Regions from separate parts of the Homo sapiens genome. Here all the other regions are linked to region 1. The links are chromatin loops, found by intact Hi-C in ENCODE. Cell type or tissue: mammary epithelial cell. All regions are shown on one strand.

Evidence for each region. Peaks named below come from ENCODE experiments on the same cell type or tissue, not always from the same donor. Only the 100,000 strongest peaks of a DNase experiment are listed, where the experiment ranks them.
Region 2: a loop joins it to region 1, with 9 times the contacts of the local background. A loop is called at or near these places in 2 of 110 quality-filtered maps.
Region 3: it touches region 1 in a loop (12-fold over the local background); 3 of 110 quality-filtered maps call a loop at or near these places.
Region 4: a loop joins it to region 1, with 15 times the contacts of the local background. A loop is called at or near these places in 57 of 110 quality-filtered maps.

Annotation. Positions count from the first base shown.
Region 1 is chr18:9,071,348-9,076,347 of GRCh38, forward strand. No RefSeq gene overlaps it. Among named protein-coding and RNA genes, the nearest start is that of NDUFV2, 29 kb to the right of the region's middle. In mammary epithelial cell, a CTCF peak has its summit at 2,421 (motif pointing right); a DNase peak (open chromatin) is centred at 2,534; H3K27ac peaks cover 603 bases.
Region 2 is chr18:9,536,725-9,541,724 of GRCh38, forward strand. It overlaps RALBP1 (ralA binding protein 1), which reads left to right. Exons shown (of 10, transcript NM_006788.4): 10 at 1-1,390. Among named protein-coding and RNA genes, the nearest start is that of RALBP1, 64 kb to the left of the region's middle. In mammary epithelial cell, no CTCF peak of the experiment used is centred here; DNase peaks (open chromatin) are centred at 197 and 2,757.
Region 3 is chr18:8,652,217-8,657,216 of GRCh38, forward strand. No RefSeq gene overlaps it. Among named protein-coding and RNA genes, the nearest start is that of RAB12-AS1, 18 kb to the left of the region's middle. In mammary epithelial cell, CTCF peaks have their summits at 2,470 (motif pointing right) and 3,022; no DNase peak of the experiment used is centred here.
Region 4 is chr18:9,514,762-9,519,761 of GRCh38, forward strand. RALBP1 (ralA binding protein 1) reads left to right here. Exons shown (of 10, transcript NM_006788.4): 3 at 2,084-2,542. It also overlaps the pseudogene RNU2-27P. Among named protein-coding and RNA genes, the nearest start is that of RALBP1, 42 kb to the left of the region's middle. In mammary epithelial cell, a CTCF peak has its summit at 1,877 (motif pointing left); no DNase peak of the experiment used is centred here.

The DNA of each region.
Region 1 (5,000 bases):
GGAGTTCGAGACCAGCCTGACCAACACTCAAAATACAAAAATTAGCCAGGCGTGGTGGCGGGCACCTGTAGTCCCAGCTACTCAGGAGGTTGAGGCAGGAGAATCACTTAAACCTGGGAGGCAGAAGCTTCAGTGAACTGAGATAGTGCCACTGCACTCCAGCCTGGGTGAGAGAGCAGTACTCTGTCTCAAAAAAAAAAAAAAAAAAGGAAATATATATATATGATATATTCTATATCTAGAATATATATATAGAATATATCATTCTATATATAAAAACCTGTTTATATACAAGAAAACCTAATTCATTTGAAATACAAGGAGGATTTTAGCTTTAGTTTGATTTTTTAGAACAATAGAACAGAAGCTTCTAAACATTTTTGAACTTGACCTACAGAAAGAAAAGCCCTTTACATCATGCCTCAGTATACACAAATACACATGTGTGCAACAGAAGTTTCACAGAGCAACACTTACTCTACCTGTGAGAAGCACTCTGACATTTTGTTCTATTTTATTTTATTTTATTTATTTTTGAGACGGAGTCTCACTCTGTCACCCAGCTGGAGTGCAGTGGTGCAATCTTGTCTCACTGCAGCCTCCGCCTCCTAGGTTCAAGTGATCCTCCCACCTCAACCTCCCTAGTAGCTGAATTACAGACATGCACTACCACACCCAGCTAATTTTTGTATTTTTAGTAGAGACAGGGTTTCAGCAAGTTGGCCAGGTTGGTCTCGAACTGCTGATTTCAAGTGATCCACCCACCTTAGCCTCTCAAAGTGCTGGGATTACAGGCATGAGCCACCATGCCCAGCCCCTTCTGACATTTTAGATTCTAGTCTAATCTTTCTCTTTTTTTATTTTTGTTCATAGTCTTCCTTAATTATCTTTAAAAAAAAAAAAGTGGTAAAAACGTAACATGAGCTCCATCCTCTTCACAGGTTAAGTGTACAATACAATGTTGTAAACTATAGGCACAATGTTGCACAGCAGATCTCTAGAACTTATTCATCTTTAATAACTGAAATTGTATCCCCTTGAACAACTCCCCATTCCCCCTTCCCCAGCCTTCCCCAGTAGCAATCACCATTGTACTCCTGGCTTCCATGAGTTTGACTATTTTAGATATCTCCGGTAAGTGGGACCATACAGTGGAAAACAGTAAAGAGGTTCTTCAAATCATTTTTTATTTAATTAATTAATTAATTTATTTGTTGAGACACGGTCTCACTCAGTCACCCAGGCTGGAGTGCCATGGTGTGATCTGGGCTCACTGCACCCTCCATCTCCCAAGTTCAAGCGATTCTCCTGCCTCAGCCTCCCAAGGAGCTGGGATTCCAGGCATACACCACCACGCCCAGCTAATTTTTCTATTTTTACTAGAGACAGGGTTTCGACATGTTGGCCAGGCTGGTCTCGAACCCCTGACCTCAGGTGGTCCACCCGCCTCGGCCTCCCAAAGTGATGGGATTACAGGTGTGAGCCATCACGCCTGGCCTCTTCAAATCATTTCAAATAGATCTGGCCGGGTGTGGTGACTCACACCTGTAATCCCAGCACTTCGGGAGGCCGAGGCGGGCGGATCACCTGAGGTCAAGAGTTTGAGACCAGCCTGGCCAACATGGCAAAACCCTGTCTCTACTGAAAATACAAAAATTAGGCTGGGCTCAGTGGCCCACGCCTGTAATCCCAACACTTTGGGAGGCCAAGGTGGGCGGATCACGAGGTCAGGAGATCGAGACCAGCCTGGCCAACATGCTGAAACCCCGTCTCTACTGCAAATACAAAAATTAGCCAGGTGTGGTGGTGCGTGCCTGTAGTCTCAGCTACTCAGGAGGCTGAGACAGGATAATCACTTGAACTCAGGAAGCGGAGTTTGCAGTGAGCCGAGATCGAGCCACTGCACTCCAGCCTGAGTGACAGAGCAAGACTGCGTCTCAAATAAATAAATAAACAAATAAAATAGATCTTTCCTTTTTTTGATGCTGCTCATATTGATATCAGGATCCACTAATACGTTGTTTCTACAACAATGGAACCTGAAGCCTGGGTCTAGCATTGTTTTGCCTGAAATGACACAGTATAGTAATTAAAGGTTCAAAAGTAAATAGGAAAGACAGAGAAGGAGAAAAAGAGAAATTTAAAAACTTAATTACTGACGGCTACTCAGTGGAAATATTACCACCTTTATGCATTTTTAATTCTTGAAGAGATGCCATTTATAAATGCTGCTTATTTTTTCCTACAGGCTGATCGAAGATGATGAAATGCCACATTCGCTTCAGTAAACAGACATCTCAAAGTCCAAAGGAAACAAACTCAAAGGTTAGTTCATTTGTGTCTCAAATAATATTCATCAGCTGGTTTGCTAACTAGGGCAAGTCTCTCTGAAGCAAATGCACGAAGGAACGCGGGTATCATTATCCACTAGGTGGCAATATAGAACAGGAGTAGCCTTAGCCTTAGCCTGTTTACTGACACGTGGGTGGTGTGAACCGCAAAAGAATTTCGAAATCCAGGACTCCCCAGTAATTCACATGGATTCAGACTGAAAGTTTACTCAGCGCTCCTGGCATGTTTCTGCCCTTTCTTGGAACAGCCCTGAATTTCAGCTTCATTCTTGCTGACGGGCTGGTATTTAAAATTAGTAATATCCCTGGCTACTTCCTTGTGGCAATGTAGATGAACTGTTGCTGTGTAAAGTCAGAGCCATAGTGTTGCCTGTATTTATTAATGATCTACAAGGTAAGCATATGCCGTGAAGGTTTTATCTCTCGCCCCCTACCATCTAACAGCTTAAAAATACTGAGTTCCTCACATCATTCCCATTACTAACGATTTTCATATTTCTTTTATTTTTATTTTTATTTTTATTTTGAGACAGAGTCTCACTCTGTCGCCCAAGCTGGAGTGCAGTGGCACGATCTTGGCTCACTGCAACCTCTGCCTCCCGGGTTCAAGTGATCCTCCTTCCTCAGCCTCCCAAGTAGCTGGGACTACAGGCACGTGCCACCACACCCAGCTAATTTTTGTATTTTTAGTAGAGATGGGATTTCACCATGTTGGCCAGGATGGTCTCAATCTCTTGACCTCGTGATCTGCCCGCTTCGGCCTCCCAAAGTGCTGGGATTACAGGCGTGAGCCACCATGCCCAGCCCAATTTCTATATTTCTCAGTTGCTCTGCAAATTGTAAAGTCACTGGACATATTTGATTAACATTTTGGTTCTTGTTGTTCAACTGAAAAGGATGGTCTTCTCAAGTACATATTGGCAAGACATTTTCCCTGCAAGAACTAATAGTTGATAAGTTAGAAATGTATCATAAACAAAAATGTACATTTTATGCAATGTGATCATATTCTTTTGAAATAACCACATGTATGAGAGATTAAAATCCCCACAGGTAACGCTTGTTCATAAAATTTCTTTATATTAACTTAGAAGTTTTACTTATTTTATAATATTTTTTGAAGTAGCTAAAGAGAAGACATTTATAAATGATTTTCTCTTGCTAATTTATGACATTTTTATATCATCTGAATCTTTATGAATACATATTACTTTTACAAACAGAAAAATAAAAGTGTTTTGTTATAGAATAATACATAACTATGAGAGAAAAACATGAATTTTAGTATGGCACAACCTAGAAAGTTATTACTAATGAGTCACATAATTTAAGTGCTAAGTTCATCTTGACCATGAATTGCTGATTTTGGAAATATTTTTGAATTTAGGTCACTTCTACCTATTCTTATCTATAATTAAGCATTCTTCTCAAAGTAGAAAGATCAAGTTGCTCATTATTCTTACTGTGAATACAATTAGTAAGACACCTAATAGTAGCACTTTCAGTTGTTAAAAACAGCAAAACCAGTATATCTAATATTTTTTGTTATTCTTTACACCACACAGTAACTCACATCCATGTGGTGGTTCACAGGTTTATAGCATAAGAAGCATTCTCACTTACCTCTGCACCTTTCGTATTCCTAATAGATGTATGAAATGGGTGGGGCATCTATAGAGACTCTAAGATACAAACTTCTCCATGTAAGACCATACATCTACGCAGTCACAGAGCCGGGGAAGAACTAATCATTGATTCCGACTCAAGCTATTTGCCTTTCATTTCTGTGGGCCTGAAGCCTGTACCCATGAATGCTCCATACATGTTGATGAGGAAGAGGATGCCTTTTTACCAGGCATTCAATGTACTAGATGCTCTTTGTTGCTTTTTCTTCATCTGCACGTGGGGAATGAGCTGGAGGGCGTGAAGAGGAGCACAGAAGGACAAGAGTAACCCAGAACAGACTGTGAGCACCCGTAATGCTCTCACTCCCAATGTGGAATGGGTTCTTCATAACAGCTCTGGGAGCATGGCAATATAGGTCTTATTCATGCTGAATCTTTTTTTTTTTTTTTTTTTTTTTTTTGAGACTGGCTTTCACTCTGTTGCCCAGGCTAGAGTGCAGTTGCACAATCATGTTTCACTGCAGCCTGGACCTCCAAGGCTCAAGCAAGCCTCTCACCTCAGCCTCCCAGGTAGCACCACCACGCCCAGCTAATTTTTGTGTATTTTTTGTAGAGACTGGGTTTCACCATATTGCCCAAGCTGGTCTCGAACTCCTGGGCTCAAGTGATCTGCCCGCCTCAGCCTCCCAAAGTGCTGGGATTATAGGTTTGAGCCTCTGCTTCCAGCCCATGCTAAATCCTAATGCCATATTCATTTATCACATTGTCCATTACCTTTCAAATTCTATGACAGCATAGCCATGTGTTCATTCAATTGTGAAGTATTTGTTGAGCATCTTCTAAGCACCAGGGACTATGTTCGATGCTGAGTCCAAAGTTGAGAGCAGCAGACAGGCTCCCTGCCTACGTGGAGTTTGGAGTCTAGCAGGAGAGAGACATTACATAAAAAAGCACAAAGACACATAATTACTAATTCTACGGGGAAACAAAAGAAGAGGCTTTATGAGAGACACTAGCAGGAAAG
Region 2 (5,000 bases), 470 kb after region 1:
ATGTTGTTCAAACCAGAAATCTTTTAAACGACTGACCTTCCTTAAAAACAGAATGACTCCGATTGCTTGCTTGGGCTAGAATGTACACGTCTCCTTGCCTGAATAAGCCATATATATGCTCTTAAACAAAAGTTTGAAATTATCCATATCATCTCAGTGAACCTACTGGTGGACTCCCAATTGACAAGATTGAGCAATAGAAAAAAATTCCTTTCCTTTGAATGATAGCTGTGATTCACCCCACCCCATTTTCTTGTTTCTGGTCCATCCGATGAGACGGATGCTCTGATGCTCTGAGGCTTCTGGGAGGCTGGGCCCTGGAGGCAACGTGCTGCAGGCGCACTCTGTCAGAGTGAACAGCACCGCGAGACAGGCCAGGCTCGTGGCTCGGAAGACAAACCCCACACACACTCAAGGGGTCGAAAACAAACCCCACACGAGGGCTCTCACCTCCTTCTCCTAGGTAGTATTTATTTTCAGCACCTGTTTGATGCAGTTTTTAATCCTCTACCTATTGCACTGTTGTGACTCGTTGGCCATTATTTGATTTTTGTACGAAAAAAAGCTTTGTTATAGAAATCAGCATACTATTTTTTTAAATCTGGAGAGAAGATATTCTGGTGACTGAAAGTATGGTCGGGTGTCAGATATAAATGTGCAAATGCCTTCTTGCTGTCCTGTCGGTCTCAGTACGTTCACTTTATAGCTGCTGGCAATATCGAAGGTTCCTTTTTTGTTTGTGTAAACTCTAATTTCTATCAAGGTGTCATGGATTTTTAAAATTAGTATTTCATTACAAATGTCTCAGCATTGGTTAACTAATTTTTGCCAGGACCATTATTGATCAAGCAAATAAATTCAACAGCCATTTGGGAAAAAGAAAAGCTTCTAGTTTTTTTGTACACATTCTTTCTGTGAGGAGATTGAGTACTCTGCAGCTGGCGAGGAGTTGGTTGAGGCACTTCTTCAAGGCCAAGGGGGAACACAGTGTTTTGTTTCCAGCTCACTTTGTACCCCTCACCTCTGCAGACACGGGGAGAACCCCGGACCCCTGGCATGCATGCTGGCGGCGGCATGCCTCCCTTCCACAAGCCCATGCTGCTGCAGAGGGAGCCTGTGTTTGCAAAACCCAGTGGACTGGGCTGGGTCTGCTGTCTGAGCAGCTCCTGGCTCCGGTGGGAACTGCACACAAGTCCACTGGCCTGGCTTGGCCCCAGGCATTGCAATTGACAGACATTTGCATTTCATACGGTAAATGAGGACTCAGCACAGCCAACCATAATCAGCATGTCTGGGATAGACTGGTCTAGAATAAAAATGAAGTTTCCATTGCTTTGTTTGCTTTAAAAATTCCACAATTAAAATATCTGTCATTGAAAGCTTAGACAAACAGCTGACTTCTCTGTTTTGTGTAGTTAAATCTATAATGTTAAATTTATATAGCTAAATTCTCCTTGATGGAAAGTCTCAAACGCCCTGATGGGGTACATTTAGCATTGGGGATCTGGAGATACTGAGGTGTGAGACCTGAGGTCACCTCCCAAGATGGGCTCTAGTGCTGTGTGATCTTTTTTTTTTTTCACTGCAGCTGTTTCTGTGAAGAGCACATTGCTTGTTATGTATTAGGATATCTTAAGAACAAACACACCTTCTGCGTCCAGCCAGGCTGAGCAAGATGCAGCCTGGGCTTTCTGGAGCTCTCGATGGGGACCCGTGCCCAATTCCATGTGTTCAGCCTCAGCCCTGGCCCATGGTTCTCATGAGGGATAGAAGGAAAAGCCGGAGTCAATTAGCAGGCAGAGGCTTCAGCATAAGATCCCACAGCTTTTAGGGAAGGTGGGCAGTGCCCCCTGGAATGTTCTAGACTAGATCCCAGGAGACCCAGGAGACGTGATAGCAAGCCTGGGCAGAGGAGGGGGCAGAAAGCCCTTAAATGCCACATGTAGGGGCTCTTTTGCAGAGCAGGAAGAGTACTGCTGCCCGTCACATGCCGGGTCCTCCGAACCTGCAAAGTGATGGATGCTCATTCTCTGCATTCTGGTGACTTTGCTGTTACTAGACAAGCATGATTCAACAGGTGTTCAGTTCAGCCCCAGCAGATCTCGGACATCCGACCTCTGCTCCCACCGCCTAGCTCAAGTGTCAAGTGCTGTGACCGGACATCGTGCTGAGCTGTTCCCGGGTCTCGTGCTAGAAACTGGCTTCTAGACAAACAGTGCGGGTACTGGAAGGAACGTGGACTTTAGGCAGGAAAGGCTTTTTTTATTTGTTTGTTTTTGGAGACAGAGTCTCACTCTGTTGCCCAGGTTGGAGTGCAGTGGTGTGATCTCAGCTCACTGCAACCTCTGCCTCCCAGTTCAAGCAATTCTCCTGCCTCAGCCTCCCAAGTAGCTGGGACTACAGGTGCACACCACTACCATGCCTGGCTAATTTTTTGTATTTTAGTAGAGACGGGGTTTTACCGTATTGCTCAGGCTGGTCTTGAACTCCTGAGCTCAGGCAATCCACCCACCTCGGCCTCCCAAAGTGCTGGGATTATAGGCTTGAGCCACCGCACCCAGTGTAGGCAGGAAAGTCTGGGTTTTCTTCATAACCTTCAAAAGCAGTCTTGTTGAACTTCAGTTTTTTCATTGGCAAAATGGTGGAGATAATCTTGATTTCCAAAGGCTGCTTAGATAAATAATGGCTAGTAAGTACCTGGCATAGGGCTTTTGGCGTCATACTCCAATTCATTTTCCCTACAGGACATGATCCGTGACTTAGTCATCATGTTATTAACATTAAACTTTATAGTGCAGAGATGAGTCGGGGAAGAAAGAACGTAGCATTCTTTAAGATGCAGGTTTCATTTCTCAGCCTCAAGGCTCAGCTACAGAATAAGCTGTGGCCCGACTGCCTGCCTACCATTTTACAGACGGGAGACTGAGGCTCAGAGCAGTGACATGGCCTGCATGGGTCACTATTGCCCCCACTGTCGCGCACATCCCTGAGACTGAGGGAATGAAGCGTTTGTGGGGGTACCCTGGGCTCAGAGGTTCCTGCGGGATCAAAATTGCTGCATCTGGGAGGGAAAGCAGGCGTGATCTGTGTCTGATATGGAGGTGCCAGCGGGGCCCCTGCCTGTGGGGCCAGAGCCTGGGTACCAGAAGGCGATGCTGAACGCTGCAGCTACAATTAGAGCAAGAAGCTCCCCTTTGGAAGGGCAGCTCTAGCCTTCTGAAAAGGGTCACACCAGCAGTTCTTGAGTTTCTCATGTGGGGATAAAAACCCTCATATCATCTCACTACTGTTAAGACTGTTCCAATGACAGAGAGCAGTCGGAGAGAAGGAATGGGAAGTTCTCTCGAATGAGGAGGGTTGAGTTCTGCCTCACGCATACTGCACCACAGGCTGGCGAGGCCAGGAAGGAACTCCCTGAAGAGGGAGCCATGGTGGAGAGCTCGGCAGGCTCACACCTGCCCACTTAGGCTGACCTTGCTGTAGGGAGGCCATGGAAGGTACAGGACTCTCCCTTACATCAGAATTTCAGATCAACGATGGATGTTTTCTTAGTGTAACTGTAAGTATGTCCCACGCAACTGCAGTTGAATTGAGTGTCCTGTATTTTGACTCGTGAACTCTGTCCACGCTGTGAAAGGTGACTGTGATCTTGAGTGCTGCACAGATAAGGAGTCCTTGTTATTTGAGGGAAACAGAACACCCAAAGCAGGTGAATGTCGGGCAGAATCCAAGAAACTGAAGGGATCGAGTAGGTCCAGCTGGGGAGGGGAAGGAAGGACTCAGCATTGACAAGGTTTGGCTCTTTGCCTCAAATTAAAATTGTGGGGAGATTCACCAATCAAGCGTACAGCCTCCTACTGATCCCTGCAGGCCACCTACCACTCGCAAAGGGACACGGCTTGCTAGTAAAAGACTGAGCCAAGCGGATGGGTCTGGGGCAGCTGTGCCCTGTCCATGACTGACCCTGGCTGCCCCCAGGGTGGCAGTGATGCCGCAGCAGCCACTACAGCCACAAGCTGTGACCCCCACAAGCCGTGACCACCACAAGCCATGACGACCACTAGTGGTCATGTGGGCTTTGACATGTAGAGTTTGGAAGTGCTGATTTGCAGCCAAGGAAGTAAAATATAAATATTAAATGTTTAAAATCTCTGATCATTGTGGGTTAAGATATCAAAATTATGCAAAGAGTTTAACGTGGCAAAGATAAAATCCTACACCAACAGACTGCATTATGGCTTCAGTCTCAGGAAGGCCAGGTCTCTTGGCCCCACCCCAGACCTATGGAATCTGAATCTGCATTTGAACCAAGTCCCCAGGTGACTTAGCCACATGTTAACTTTTGGAAAACAGGCACCAGGCCGGGTGCGGTGGCTCATGCCTGTAATCCCAGCACTTATGGGAGGCTGAGGCGGGTGGATCACGAGGTCCAGAGATCGAGACCAACCTGGCCAACATGGTGAAACCCTGTCTCTACTGAAAATACAAAAATTAATTAGCCAGGCGCGGCACCGTGCACCTCTAATCCTAGCTACTCAGGAGGCTGAGGCAGGAGAATTGATTGAACCCGGGAGGCAGAGGTTGCAGTGAGCCGAGATTGTGCCTCTGCACTCCCACCTGGGCAACAGAGTGAGACTCCATCTCAAAAAAAAAAAAAAAAAAGGAAACTTTCTAAATGTCCAACAACATTTCACTAGATACTTAAAAGCTACAACAGAAAAACCAGGAAAATCTCAGTAAATGACCATCCAGGAAGGTGGGCCAGCAGTCTTACAGTGTCCACCCCTGTTATCCCTTGGCCTTTTGCCCAGCCAGTGGGACAAGCCCCTATTCTAGCCTGAGCTTGCTAGGGCTCCCCTTTCCTTGTGGATGCCCTCCTGGCTCCCTCTCCCTCCCCTCAGCATCTGCCTGTGGGATGTTCCCTGCGGAACTTCCTCTTGTCCACGCTGAATTCCTCACGGTGCTGGAGGACCAGCTTGCGCTCTCCTGTCCACGGCCGG
Region 3 (5,000 bases), 420 kb before region 1:
TGAACCATCATGCCCAGCGAAATTAACACAACCGATAAGCCTCTAGCCACACTCACCAAGAAATACAGAGAGAAGACGATTATCCATAACTGAAATGGAAGAGGAGAAATCATTACAGGCACTGAAGAATAATAAGGAGGCCAGTTGCAGTGGCTCATGCCTGTAATCCCAGCACTTTGGGAGGCCGAGGCGGGCAGATCATGAGGTCAGGAGATCCAGACCATCCTGACCAACATGGTGAAACCCCATCTCTCAAAAATTAGCTGGGCGTGGTGCCACATGCCTGTAATCCCAGCTACTCGGGAGGCTGAGACAGGAGAATAGCTTGAACCAGGGAGTCAGAGGTTGCAGTGAGCTGAGATTGCACCACTGCACCCCAGCCTGGCAACAGAGTAAGACTCTGTCTCAAAAAATAATAATAATAAATAATAATAAGGAAACAGCACAAACTATCCTAAGCCTATAAATTTAACAACTTAGATTAAATGGACAAATTTCCTAAAGAACACAAACTGCCAAAGCTATTTAAAAAAAAAAAAACATAGGGAACTTTCTCAACCTGGTAAATGTTACCTACAAAACAACAGCTAGCCTTATCCTTGATGGTGGAAGACTTGTCTTAACTCTAAGAATAGGAACAATACAAGGATTTTTTTAAAAAGTTAAGCATCATACTAAAGTTTATAGCCTGCAATAAGGCAAGAAGAAGAAATTAACGGAAACAAATAAATAAAACAAATAAAACTATTCGCATGATTGTCTGCATAGAAATTCACAAAGAATTTACAGCAAAGCTGTTAGAACTAATAAGTGCGTTTAGCTAGGTCACAGGATACAAGGTCAACATACAAAAATTAATTGTATTTTTATTTACTATCAATAAACACTTGAAGGTTGGATTTTTTCAAAGTACTATTTAAACAGCACGCACACACCTACACACACAACAAATTATATATGTAAGATCTACACGCTGAAGACTACAAAATTCTGATTAAAAAAATCAAAGACCTAAACAAGTGGAGAGAGATACACCAATCCAATCAAAATCCCTACAGGATTTTTTGTAGAAATCAACAAGCTAATTCTAAACTTTATATATAAAAACAAATAAACTAGAAAGGCTAAAGCAATTTTGAAGAACAACAAAGTTGGAAGATCCACACTATCTAATTTCAAGACTTAACTATAAATCGACAGTAATCAAGGCATAAGGGATAAGCCAGGGATGGTGGTGCGTGCATGTAGTCCCAGCTACTCAGGAGGTTGAGGCAGAAGGATGGCCTGGAGTTCAAGACCAGTCTGAGCAACACAGTGAGACCCTGTCTCAAAAAAAAAAAAAGAAAGAAAGAAAGAAAGAAAGAAAGAAAGAAAGAAAGAAAGAAAGAAAGAAAGAAAAGAAAAAAAATAGTGGAGAAGAAAGGATAGACATACAGATGACTGGAACAGAATAGAGTCATACATATATGGTGAATTGACTTTCAACAAGTTTGGAAAGAGGCAATTCAATGGAGAAAGGATAGATTTTTCAGTGAATAGCTGGAACAATTAGATATTCATATGTAAAAAAAATGTACCTCAATCTACGCCTTGCACTCTCTACAAAAAAGATCATAGACCTAAGCATGACACCTAAAGCTAAAAATCCTCTAGAAGAAAACAGGGAGAAATCTTTCTTTCAGCAAAGTCCTAACCCCACTTGGCTTTGTGAGGTAGGTTGATAGAATTGTTGTGACAATAAGGGAGATAGCAAAATGAAGGTTACTAACATAGTCCCTGCTCTTTTAAATATCTGTTGCTTTGTCAGTTTCCTTCTCTTTCCCCCCATGACTGATCCCAAAATAACTTACCACAGCCTATTTGACAAAAGCCAATGGAAGTATCAAGTGATTGTGAATAAATTGAATACTAAGACCCGGCTGGTCATCTCGTGAATCTAGCATTTTCATTAGGTTCTTAATTTTCCACCAGAAATGACAGCAGTCCTACCATCTGTTTGGTGCTTTTAAAACATACGGATTGCTCTTAATCAGCTACACAAATTGCCCACACTCCAAGCTGTTGAAATTGAATACCAGCTTCAAATACCTGCTGCTCAACTTTATCGAAAATCCCGTGGAGCATAGTTTGAAAGTCATACTCTCTGTTCTTTTCTTTTAGCATTATTTCCCAGGTCAAGACAGCTCAGACACAGCTGCATGAAGAAACCCATGGTCTTGACTCCAGGAATTGTCTTCTGACTTGGTGTCATGCCTTCATCCAAAATGAAACAACTTTAGGAAACCTCTCATGGAATCCATTATTACCTTTAGTGAATACACTGTAAACCTGCATTTCAACTTATTTAGTTTACTTTTTTATAGTGTGTATGTTCATTAAGCCACCTCAAATCTCTTGGGAAACTATATGGACTCTAAATAATCCTGGTGTTATAATAATCGCTGAGGAGTTGGTGCAATTATACAAAATTTCCACTAGGAGGAGGCAGAGCACGAATGATAAAAAATTCAGGTTAGACTATCATTTATACGTTGTACAATTATTTCTAAATTAGAATCTTTATTATTTTAAAAAACATACATAATTAAAATAGATCCTTTGAATATGTGGATGTGGTATAATTTAGAAGAGGAATGTAAATTTTAAAAATTATGCCCTACATTTTAGCTGCAATTTGAACAGACACAATGAATTCAGTTGGAACTCAGGGGAATTTCCCTAATTAGAAGGCTGAAGAATTTTAAGCACAAAGAAATGTTAAATGTAGACAGTGTACAATAATTTTTAAAGGTAACTCTTTTGATAACATTTATTGTTTGCTTTTTTTTTCTAGGTGCCATTTAAGGAAGACAAAACTGTATTTTATTCACTAAATCTACTTGGCATTTGCTTTTTAAACTTTAGTCATGGACTACACTCAAAGATTGTGACTCGTGACCTTGGCATATATCACAGGACCTGCTGAGGACAGGAGTGGGGGGTCTGTCAGTGACACAGCAGGGAGGGTCGTAGATAAGGAATCCACAAAAGACAGGGGTAGCCAAGGGCCACTTTCCACAAAGTGGCACTGTCCTCACAAGATTGGGAAAGTGTTTAAAGAAGACTCAGCCAGGCATGGTGGCTCATGCCTGTAATCCCAGCTCTTTGGGAAGCCAAGGAGGGCAGATCACCTGAGGTCAGAGGTTCGAGACCTGCTTGGCCAACACAGTGAAACCGTGTCTCTACAAAAAATACAAAAATTAGCTGGTGGGGTGGCAGCCACCTGTAGTCCCAGCTACTTGGAAGGCTGAGGCAGGAGAATCACTTGAACCCGCGAGGTGGAGTTGCAGTGAGCCAAGATCGCACCACTGCACTCCAACCTGGGCAACAGAGCAAGACCCCGTCTCAAAAAAAAAAAAAGAAGAAGAAGAAGAAGATTCAGCACTCTCAAGTGCAGTGTCAGCAGCAAAAAAGCAGGGAGTATCAAAAAGTCTCTGCAAAGGAAAAAGAGGGAGAATCGAGTAGATGCTCTAATGAATTCTGTACGTAGATAGCCTGGGCAAGGATACCATAGAGTTGGGATCTAACTAACACCAGCTAGAAGAGAGCATGATTTCTCTTGCTATCTGATGATAGGCAAGTAATGATTAGGTTTAGGGAGTCAGGAAAGGATACTAACTTTGCTCCAGTTCTCTCCTGGGCAATGGAGATTAGGCAGAGGGTATGCTTGGAGAGGCCTTTGTGGGGTGAGCAGGGGCAGGTGGTAAGAAATAAGAGTTGAGAAAAAGACAGTTCTCTCCTGGCCTCTTAGTGGGGAACAATCAGGGAAGCCAGCTGTGGCTCCCAGGGGCCCAGGGTCCTCTGGGCTGGGGGAACCAGGGCTTCTCAAGGGCGAGTTCCTCTGGGGGGTTTTGGTTTGGTTCTGTTTTGTATTGGTAAGCTGTCGTTGCAGTATAACATACATAAAGAAAAGAACACAAATCATGAGTTGTTCAACTGATAAATTTTCCTCACGATGACTGTATTCACGCCCGGGACAAGAAAAGGATCAGAACCTCAAGAGTGCCCTTGCACGCCCTTCTAACCCCCTGGATTAGGTTGCTGGGTTGTGAACTTGACAGAAATGAACCATACATGGAGCGCTCTTTCAGGTCGGCTTCTTTTGCTCAGCACGATGTTTGTGGGAGTCACCCGTGTTGTTGCAGGAAGCTGTAGTATGCTCAGCCTCCTTCCTTGGCAGCTGGGCTTCCCTAGACAGTCATTGGAAGAGAGTAGCAGATGCCAACACCATTGCTAGGAGCCATTCCAAGAATCAAAGGCTCAAGTTAAACTCAATCCAATGAATATGTGACTTTGTGTTTTACCGGACAACTGTTTGCAGCATCTTCCCATAGAGTGTTCCTTTAGATTGTGGTCTAAATGATTGATTGGCATAATAAGAATGATTCCTTTGGGAGGCCAAAGTGGGCAGATCACTTGGATCAGAAACTAGCTTGGCCAACATGGTGAAACCCCGTCTTTACTAAAAAAACAAAAAAATTAACTAGACATGGTGTCATGTGCCTGTAATCCCAGCTACTCTGGAGGCTGAGGCAGAAGGATCGCTTGGACCCGGGTGGCAGAGGTTGCAGTGAGCTGAGATCGTGCCACTGCACTCCAGCCTGGGTGACAGAGAGTCTCTCTCAAAAGGAAAAAAAAAAAAAGGAACGATTCATATATGGCTAATGATTTGATACCAAATGAGCCCAGACAGGCACTACACAGAACCTCGGCCTTGTTTTCACTGTTTTGGAAATAATAACATTGGTTCTGCTCACTTTCTGCTCGGATGAATTCACAGAGAAAGTTAACACTGGCCGTGGTCACTCAGAAGTTAGGGCTTTTCAGTTAGCCCCTGTGAGATCGTCAGGAAGGCTAGAGACTGTGTTGGTCGTGGCCCCTCTGACTCAAGTTATAATGTGTGTTCACACTCCTGGCAGGCTGTCCACACATCCTCCTAATCACTTCACAGTGAGGGCCCG
Region 4 (5,000 bases), 440 kb after region 1:
GATCACGGGTCACTGCAACCTCTGCCTCCCAGGTTCAAGTGATTCTCCTGCCTCAGCCTCCCAAGTAGCTGGGATTACAGGCACCCGCCACCATGCCTGGCTAATTTTTGTATTTTTAGTAGAGACAGGGTTTCACCATGTTGGTGAGGCTGGTCTCAAACTCTTGACCTCAAGTGATCTGCCCACCTCAGCCTCCCAAAGTGCTGGGATTACAGGTGTGAGCCACCCTGCCTTGCCAGTTTAACAGAGTTTAATTGAGCAAAGAACGATTAGGGAATCCAGTAGCCCCTAAACCAGAATAGATTTAGAGCGACTCTGGGGCTGCCACATGGTCACGTAATATTTATGGACGGAAAATGTAAAGTGACACACAGAAAACAGAAGTGAGGTACATAAACAGCTGGATTGGTTATAGCATGGCATTAGCCTTATTTGAGCAGTTTGAACAGTTGCCCCCCTGTGATTGGCCAAAACTCTGTAATTGGTACAAGAGTAGATTACAGTCTGTGTACACATCCAGTTAGGTTACAGTTCCCTATGTTCGGAGAAACCTTTAGGCCAAACTTAAAATACATGAGGAGGCAGCTTTAACCTAACATGTTTGTTAGATTGATTCATGTTATTCCATGTGGCAGTAATTTGTTCATCTTTGCACTAGATATTGTTTCATTGCATTATATGTTAGAGTTTATTAATCTCTTCTACTTTTGTTGCTTGTTTGGGTGGTTTTCAGTTTTTGACTGTTATGAATAGTGCTTCTGTGGTGTACATGTTTTTGTATTTCTGTTATGTTTATGCCTGGGAGTGGAATTGCTCATTTGTAGGCCATGTGTATTTCAGCTTCAGTAGATCCCTGCAAAACAGTCTTCCAGAATGCTTGTACCAGTTTACCTTCTCACCAGCAATGTATGAATATTCCACTTGCTAAAGCATCATGGTATTTTGTCCTTAAGATTCTTGCCATTCTGGTTGGTGTGGGGTACATGGTATTTTAGTTAGAGGGTAACTTAGGAAATAGCTGTTATCTTTTATATAATAGCTTGCAAGGTAGCTAGCTAAGGAAAAGAATTAGGAGAGTTACAGATATTAAAAAAAAAAACAACAAAACCAAACTATGACAACTCTGACATGGTTGGTAAAGCAATTGGGCACATTTGTCAGTGTGTGAAAAACCAGAGGTTTCTGATGCAGGGAAGTGGGCCCAGTGGATTTGGCCACCATCTAAAGATGAGGGAATTTCTCAGTTCAATCCTCTACTTAAAAGAGTCTGCAGTTCCTGCTGCAGTCTCCATAAAGAACTTAGCAGCTGGTGACAGGAGAGTGAAGTGTCATAGGAGAATAACTGAAACACATAAACAGTAGTGCAGTTCGTCATTCTCTGAGATTGCCTAAAGTTATAGGCTAGGCAGCACTTAGCTGGAAAAGCTAGGGTAGGTAAAGTGAACACAGGTTGAGTATCCCTATTCCGAAAATCCAAAATGCTACAAAATCTGAATCTTTTTGAGCACTGGCATGACACTTGGAGGAAATGCTCATTGGAGCATTTTGGATTTCAGATTTTTTGGGTTAGAGATGTTGAACTGGTATAATGCAAATATCCAGAAAAATCTGAAATTTGAAACACTTCTGGTCTCAAGTATTTCAGATAAGGGATACTCAACCCGTAGTATGTTAGAGGACACGACTCACGTGATGAAAGGATGCTCGGTCTACTTTAGAAAAGGATTCATTCCATTAGCCCTCTATGTAGAGCCTTTCAGGTGTATCTCTAATGTTTGGTTTGCCTGAATTCCACTTACACACATATGTAATATAAACCCTGTTTCCCCTCCTAATATTGTAAGGATGGTAACTGCTATCTATTTGTCCCCCTCTTGTGGTCAAGAGATGTCACTGCAACATCTCTTTTTGAGAAGAAACCCATTTCTTTGCTGGGAGTGCCCAGGAGGAATTGGCCAAGAAGTGAAAAGCTAGATTAGCTGGTGCCAGGTGGCACCGTTTTTTGGTTCTGTTTTTAGAAAGCATATGGACAGTTTGACATTAAACAAACATATAACTTATACTGTCTCTGTTTCTTTGGCAGCTGAAGGCTATGCAGCCTTTCAGGAAGATAGCTCTGGAGATGAGGCAGAAAGTCCTTCTAAAATGAAGAGGTCCAAGGGAATCCATGTTTTCAAGAAGCCCAGCTTTTCTAAAAAGAAGGAAAAGGATTTTAAAATAAAAGAGAAACCCAAAGAAGAAAAGCATAAAGAAGAAAAGCACAAAGAAGAAAAACATAAAGAGAAGAAGTCAAAAGACTTGACAGCAGCTGATGTTGTTAAACAGTGGAAGGAAAAGAAGAAAAAGAAAAAGCCAATTCAGGAGCCAGAGGTGCCTCAGATTGATGTTCCAAATCTCAAACCCATTTTTGGAATTCCTTTGGCTGATGCAGTAGAGAGGACCATGATGTATGATGGCATTCGGCTGCCAGCCGTTTTCCGTGAATGTATAGATTACGTAGAGAAGTATGGCATGAAGTGTGAAGGCATCTACAGAGTATCAGGTACTGGGAATGTGCACTTCACTTGATGGTTTTTAATAATAACTTCAGTTTCATTTTTCGAAGGAAGAAAAATTATTGTGAGGAAAATTTGGCCTGGATCCTAAGCCTTATTCATTTCCTTGATCCTACCAGTTGCACAAAAATCCACCCCTCTCCCCAGCCTTTCTTTGGTGTTCTGGCATTTGTTTTTTTAATATTTCCTTCCATTAGGAGGATTTCACGTTAGTTGTTCATAGCTTGCAGCAGCCAGGACTAAAACAAAGTGAAGTATACTGGCAGCATTGCTTAACAGGGCTGCATTCAGACCCTGCTTTTTTTTTTCTTTTGTTTGTTTGTTTTTTTGAGACAGAGTCTCGCTCTGTTGCCCAGGCTGGAGTGCAGTGGCGTGATCTCGGCTTACTGCAACCTCTGCCTCCTGGGTTCAAGCGATTCCCCTGCCTCAGGCTCCTGAGTAGCTGGGATTACAGGCGCCTGCCGCCACACCCAGCTAATTTTTGTATTTTTAGTAGAGGCAGGGTTTCACCATGTTGGTCAGGCTGGTCTCGAACCCCTGACCTCAGATGATCTGCCCTCCTCGGCCTCCCAAAGTGCTGGGATTACAGGAGTGAGCCACCACTCCCAGGCGCCTGCTTTTTTTTTTTTTTTTTTCTTTCCTCTCTAAGCAGAGGCTCAGTGGTATGAGGGCCATCAGCAAGAAAAGAAAGGTTAACTGTGTGAAGGAAGCTTCTTGGCCAAGAGACACGTTTATGGACACAGTCATATAATGCATTTCCTTAGCTCAGCTAAGAGGCATGACATGGTTTTGGTTTTGGTTTTCTTGGTGCGCGGTTCTTAGAGTTAGTGCAGTACCCGGTCAATACATGGAGTGGTCCAAGCAAGCTTCTGTTCCATCTCCCTGCTCCAGAAATCCTAGAACAGATACTACACCCAACTTTAGCCAAAAGACCAAGAAGCAGTAAATGTTTAGGCCCCACATGTGAATGCTTTGGTCAGCTACATGCAACTATTACGTATATTAGCAAAATGGATTTTCTATTTATCTTTATTCCATATGTATACAAATTAAATTTCATACTTGGAAAGAATGTGTTTTGATTGGGTATCTAAATCAAGCAATATGTATATTATTTAAAAGTAAAAAGATTTCTTAGAAAGCGGTATGACTTTTATACCAGGATAGGATGAAAGCCCTGACCTGTAGCAGCATCTGTGTTCCAAATTATTACATTCCCATTATTCAGTGTCTTGGTACCTCATCAGTTTCTGTTTAGAGATTTGTTTTATAAAGTTAATTGTTGGCTGAGGCAGGAGGATCACTTGAACCCAGGAGTTTGAGGCTGCAGTGAGCCATGATCGTACCACTGCACTCCAGCCAGGGCGAGATTGAGACCTTGTCTCAAAAATAATAATAATAATACTTGTTGGTCACAAGTACTTTCATGATGAGTTGTTAAGTCATACACATGTGGAATATATAGAGAGATAGACTTAGTTTTTTCATTTAGTTGGTTCATACGCAATTCTAGAAGGTAGATTTGATACTTAAGTTTTGCTGAGAAAGGGCAGATATTTTTGATAATTGGGAAAACCGTTACATAATCCACTAGATTACATGCCATTATTTAAGAGTATTTTTGGTAAAATGTTACTTTTTTATAGAAAATTAAATAAATTAGGCATTGAATTTGAGTTTATAACTCCTTAGTATTATATAAATATATTTAAACAAATATTTGATTTTTATGAATAATTGGCTAGGCATGGTAGCTCACGCCTGTAATCCCGGCACTTTGGGAAGCCGAGGTGGGCAGATCACGAGGTCAGGAGATTGAGACCATCCTGGCCAACATGGCGAATCCCTGTCTGTACTAAAATACAAAAAATTAGCCAGGAGTGGTGGCGCACGCCTGTAGTCCCAGCTGCTTGGGAGGCTGAGGCAGGAGAATAGCTTGAACCCGGGAGGCAGGGGTTGCAGTGAGCAAAGATCGCGCCACTGCACTCCAGCCTGGCAACAGAGCAAGATTCTGTCTCAAAAAAAAAAAAAATAAATAAATAATAATAATAATATACTGAATTGAGTTTTAAACATTTAAACATTAATAACATAAGTTGCTTCTCTCACATGGTCTTAATAGCCATGAATTAGTTTTGTTTTAGGTAAAAGTTTTTCTGAAAATTTTCCACAGCTTTGTTCAAAGGATTCTTTTTGTCTCTGACCTACTTTTAATGTCTGCATTTTTTTTGGAAATTCAGAGTCATAGAACTCTTCTCTGTGTGTAAAAGCATTCAGACAGAGCTGCTGCCCATCCTTGCAACAGCTAGGGGCTGAACTCCTGCTCTGCTGAGTTTTGGGTTTATTCTCTAACCTGTGGCAATGTGCTGTAGTCAGCCCGACTTATGCTACTGTCATGGACAGTGCTAATAATAATACTGCCTTTTGCTGGAGATGTTAGTTCTC